Regions from separate parts of the Homo sapiens genome. Here region 2 is linked to region 1. The links are chromatin contacts, found by Hi-C or POLR2A ChIA-PET in ENCODE. All regions are on one chromosome and are shown on one strand. The core of a region is the stretch at or near the end of the contact, and the rest is flanking DNA. Distances in the headings are between cores, read along the strand shown. Region 1 has its middle 24 kb from the start of MYCNOS. Region 2 has its middle 44 kb from the start of GACAT3.

Evidence for each region. Hi-C counts contacts between places; a loop is a spot of excess contacts on that map. ChIA-PET counts read pairs that join two places held with the same protein, here RNA polymerase II (POLR2A). Pooled maps may share reads with other maps.
Region 2: a loop to region 1 is called in a map of Calu3, with 2.7 times the contacts of the local background. The contact joins two enhancer-like sites. A Hi-C loop is called at or near these places in 1 of 168 maps with a recorded cell type or tissue (Calu3) and 6 of 50 pooled maps. POLR2A ChIA-PET finds 5 or more read pairs at or near these places in 2 of 52 experiments (H1 and activated CD4-positive, alpha-beta T cell).

Annotation. Positions count from the first base shown.
Region 1 is chr2:15,964,461-15,967,169 of GRCh38, forward strand. No RefSeq gene overlaps it. Among named protein-coding and RNA genes, the nearest start is that of MYCNOS, 24 kb to the left of the region's middle. Within about 2 kb of position 1,436, at least 3 of the 41 ENCODE cell types and tissues checked have a DNase peak (open chromatin) inside an H3K27ac peak, as active enhancers do.
Region 2 is chr2:16,005,115-16,007,836 of GRCh38, forward strand. No RefSeq gene overlaps it. Among named protein-coding and RNA genes, the nearest start is that of GACAT3, 44 kb to the right of the region's middle. Within about 2 kb of position 1,282, at least 2 of the 41 ENCODE cell types and tissues checked have a DNase peak (open chromatin) inside an H3K27ac peak, as active enhancers do.

The DNA of each region.
Region 1 (2,709 bases), core at 186-2,685:
TGGTTTAAGATATCACGGACCCTCGAGTCACGCTGCCCAGGTCTGGACTCCAGCACTTAGTGCTGTGTCTGCTATTTGCAGATCTCAGTATCCACACTGGTAAAATAGGAATTCCTAAAAAGCATCTAGCTGTTTGGCTTATTGTGAGGAGTAAAAGAGTTAATACTGTGGCAAGGCCCATAATAAATATTTGATAAGTGTTAGCAATTTTTTTTTTTTTAAGACAGAGTCTCACTGTCTCGCCCAGGCTGGAGTGCAGTGGTGCGATCTTGGCTCACGGCAACCTCCACCTCCCAGGCTCAAGTGATCCTCCCACCTCAGCCTCCTGAGTAGCTGGGACTATAGGCATGCACCACTATGCCTGGATAATTTTTTTTTTAATATATTTTTGTAGAGATGGGGTTTTGCCCTGTTGCCCAAGCTGGTCACAAACTCCTGGGCTCAAGCGATCTTCCCGCCTCAGCCTCCCAAAGTGTTGGGATTATAAGCATGAGCCACTGTGCCTGGCTTTACTGATTATTTTTATAATTTAAAAAAATGCAGTCAGCAGAACTAAGAGAGTCCAGGATAAACCTGAGCAGACACAGCCACACCTTCAGGACCCAGAACCTGCCTGGCAGCTTCACCTGTCATCAGTTCACTCCAAGTCCACCCTGTCTTGGCAGAGTGCACCCAGGCCCAGACAGAGGAGCCAGGGGAGCCCTGTCCTCAAGAAAGCACCAAGCTTAGTCTCCGGGGCAAGCCAGGTCCAGAGCCACAACACAAGTTGTGTGTGGGGTGGAAACAGCTTGCTCTTCCTCGCCTCTGGGCACTGTGGGCATTTGAACTCTGGAGCCAGTGACCTCATCTGTAAAAGGCAGTGAAAATTCCTACCTCACAAGGTGGCGAGGAGGATTAAATGAAATAAACGACTGCAAGGGTTATGTAAACTGTAGAGTGCCCCACAAATCGAAGGGATTATTGTTATCCATTAGCTCATTTGATTTGCATAATCCCTCTGAGGTGGGTAGAGGCTATTCCCGTTTTGGGACAGGCTGGTGCTCCCTGCTTCTTTAGGGCCTGAGTCTGTCCTTCGTGCCCAGGAGGCTGGTCTGGTTGGAGGCGGCCCCAGGCGCTCTCCGAGGAGCTGATGGGGTGGGACGCCCTTCTCAGGGAACTCTGGGGCTTCAGAGTGGGCCTTCCTTGGGGACTGCTCGACTGTGGCCAGGCCTCCATCCAGCCCTTCAGAGCTGGGGCAGCTCGGTCTGGGGACAGTGTCTCATCGCTCCCTCGCCACAGGGGCCAGGCCCTAATCGCTTTCTTTAGAGGCCTTTGTGCAGCCCGTTCTTTCATTCTGGGCCCAACACAATGCAGGGGTGAGCTGAGGTCAGATTTTCCACCTTCAGCTCTGGATTTCCTGTCTTTTGTCGGGTGGAGGACAGATTATGCCACCCGGCTTCCTGTCATCTCAGCACTGGGGGCGCCCCCGCCCTGGCACCAGCCCACAACGGGAGAGAGGGAAATCCCCCTGGGGGGTGAAGAGGGAGAACCTGCCCTTCATCCCCAGCCCCTCAGACATGGGCATTGGCCATCGTTAGATACTGAGCATTTCTTTAGATCTTTTAGCTGTTGAAAAATGGCTTCTTGTGGGATTTGAACTCTGATGACATCCTACAATATTTCACCTAAATATTCTAGATTAGAAAACATTATCAGCCCCATTAAACAACACGAAATCCTGCCCCTCTTTGGCAGCCCAGATTATGCAATAAAACACAATAAGGAATAGGCCCCTGGTAGCAGAAAGAGGTGGAGGCGGTGGGTATGGAGGGCTGTATTTGTTCCCTTGGACCACCATAAGAAGGTACCGCAAACTGGGGAGCTACAGCAGCAGAAATGTAGATATCTGTTCAAGCTGTCAGCAGGGCTGGTTCCTTCTGAAGACCATAACAGGAAGTGCCCTGGGCGTCTCCCGTAGCTTATGGTGACAGATGGTGATCCTTCCTGCTCCATGGCTTCCTTTGACACGGTTCTCCCTAAATCTCTGTGTCTTTACATGGGCCTCTTCCCTCTCTGTCCAAAATTCCCTTTTATTATAAGGACAACAGTTATATGGAATCGAGGTTCACTCTACTCCAGTTTGACCTCATTTTAACTAATTACATCTGCAGCATCCCTATTTCCAAATAAAGTGACATTCTGGGGTACTGGAGGTCAGGACTTCAGTATATTTTTCGGGGGGACACAAATCAACTCCATAACAGGGGGCCTCTGGTAAGCTAATTTTTTTTTTTTTTTGAGACAGAGTCTCACTCTGTCGCCCAGGCTGGAGTGCAGTGGTGCGATCTCCACTCACTGTAAGCTCCGCCTCCCGGGTTCATGCCATTCTCCTGCCCCAGCCTCCCGAGTAGCTGGGACTACAGGCACCTGCCACCACGCCCGGCTAATTTTTTGTAATTTTAGTAGAGACGGGGTTTCACTGTGTTAGCCAGGATGGTCTCGATCTCCTGACCTCGTGATCCACCCGCCTCGGCCTCCCAAAGTGCTGGGATTACAGGCGTGAGCCACTGTGCCCGGCCAGGTCAGCTAATTGTTATTGGCCATCTGGTCTGTGCCAGGCCCTGTGCTCAGTTCTAGGGCTGCAGAGATGCAAAGGTCTGTCTTTGTCTTTAGGGGGCTTAGTCTAGCGGGGAGAGACAGACAAGTCGGAATCAATGTTATAATGCAGTG
Region 2 (2,722 bases), core at 32-2,531, 40 kb after region 1:
GCTCCTCCATCAGCTTTCTGTTTCTGGCCAGAAGGGTCTGCCTCACTCATAGGCTGACCCCGACTTGTTTCTCCTTCTCCTTCTTCTCCTTCTCCTTCTCCTCCTCCTTCTTCTCCTTCTCCTTCTCTTCCTCCTTCTTCTTCTCCTCCTCCTCCTCCTTCTTCTTCTCCTCCTTCTCCTTCTCCCTCCCCCTCCCCCACCCCTCCCCCCTCCCTCTCCCTCTCCCTCTCCCTCTTCCTCTTTCTCTTCTTCCTTTTCTTCTTCCTTTTTTCTTCCTTTTGTGACAGGATCTCACTCTGTAGTGCAATCATGGCTCAGGTGGTTCTTTCACCTCAGCCTCCCAAGTAGCTGGTACTACCAGTGCATGCCACCACACCTGGTTATTTTTTTTTTCCTTTTTGTATTTTTTGTGGAGATGCTTTCCTTGCTGTGTTGTGTATTTCCACACTCTGTTTTTTCATTTTCCTCAGGCTGGTTGCAAACTCCTGAGTTCAAGTGACACTCCCCACACCTTGTTTTCCCAAAGTGCTGGTATTACAGGCGTGAGCCACCGCACCCAGCCACCCTCCTTCTCCTCTTTCTTTCCTTTTTGGTTTTTTGAAAATCACTCCTCCCAGGCAGATCACTAAGGTCAGGAGTTCAAGACCAGCCTGGCCACATGGCTAAACCCCATCTCTACTAAAAATACAAAAATTAGTCGGGCATAGTGGTGGGTGCCTGTAATCCCAGCTTCTTGGTAGGCTTAGGCAGGAGAATCACTTGAACCCAGGAGACAGAGGTTGCAGTGACCCAAGATCACGCCACTGCATTCCAGCCTGGGTGACAGAGTGAGACTCTGTCTAAAAAAAAAATAAAAAAGTTCATGACTCAACCATGCCAGAAAGCATGGAGACTGCAAAAGGAGACAGATGATTAAGAATGTGTACATATGTATTGCACTGATTAGCTATGTTAGCACTACATATCCATATGATCTTGGTTGAATACAACAAAAGAAGCAAATAAACTGTCTTGTCCAACCTCTTATATTTTCAGGTGTGGCCCAGAAAAATTGACCGAATTGTCCCAGGCATTATGGTTGGTTCCTGGCAGATCTGAACCGAGAACTCCAGTATCATTCTCTCCTTCTAGACAGACACACACACACACACACACACACACACACACGCACACACACATGACAGGGGCACATGTCCCATGCTGCTTTCTATTTAAAAAAAAAAATGACATCTGCCCAGGAATCACATTGCACAATGGCAGTCCTTTCTTTTCCTCTTCCTGTGTTGAGTCATTGCCCTTGCCTGTGAAGTGCCTGCATGACCACGTTGCCCTATGGACTTACTCAGAAGAAAGGAGTAATGATCAGCTGATGGGTCAGACACTCAGGGGTACACAGCCGGCCCCACTATGGGAAGCAGAGATGTGCTGGGGGTCAGAGCAGCCCTGGCCTTGCTGTCCCTATGTAAGATCTCTTCTTGTCTCTATAGAATGCACCAGAGCTCTAAACATAGAGACTGTTTATAACCAAAGGTCATTTTCCTGGTAGAACAAGGAGTCCTCTTTTGCTTTGGAGGCAGATGAGTCTGGGCTGGCTCATAGTGTTTGATGTGAGATGGCTGTGCTCAAGTTTCCTGGCCAGAAAGTTAAGCTGTGGCCCTTCAGAGTTTTATAGGGCCCAGCACAATCTTCTTGCCTCCTGCCTGGGCCCCAGTATGCCCCGAGGCCACACCCACTGTGGCCAAGTGCATGGTCCAGGGAAAACAGGAGCTGCCTTTTCAACTCTGCTTCCTTGATCATAGGTTTAACCAATAAGGCTCATGACAACTACTCTTTCTGAGCACATTTGATGAGTTCCATATGAGACACATATTATCTAATTTAATGCTTATGATAATCCTTCAGAGGTGAGATTTCAGCTCCCTTTTAAAGTCAGGAAACTGAAGCTTAGAAGAGTTAAGTGATTTGCTCATAGATTGTAAACTGAGCTTCTTATATCGCCGTTAAAACAACCCTGGATTCTGTCCTCCTCAGAATCACGACTCTGGAGAAGTCAAATGGGTTTTACCATGAAAGACGAGTAGGACTTGCATCCTCCTGGTGTCCACTCCAGCCTCACTTTCCCACCAGGAGCCTGATCACTGTCCTCCTACGAGGTCTGGAAGTGTCCTCATGGAATGTCACCTCATGGACTTTTTATTTTTTAGCTTAACTGAGCCTCAAGTTAAAATCGCTCAATCAACAAATGTTTTGGGGATAGATTGAGCTCCTTGAAGGAAGTGAGAGATTCATCACTATATCCCTGGGGCCTGACACATAGTAGGAATTCAGAAAAGTTTTGCTTAAAGAATGAATGAGTACCTCCTCTGTGCCAGGCACTGGACAAGAGCAATAGGGAATAGAGATGGATGAGCGAGCAGTCCCTTCCCTCAAGGAGCCCAGAATTTAGGTCAGAGGAGAAGCCACATTTGCAAGTGGAAAGCAAGTTAACAGTGCAAGCATCCCAAGTTAGGGTCCAGATGGGTTTTACTGTCAGGAAGAGGGAAAGATTCCTGTGGTCAGAAGGGTTCCAGTGCGCAGAGGTCTGATTTGTGTGGCAGGGTCCTAATCAGAGGAAGAACTTCTTAATATTCAGAACTGTCTAGCAGAGTCCCACAGGACCTATAAGGCAGGCATCTCTCCTTCCCTGACAGGATTCAGGAGACAAGAAGGCAGGAAAACTGCA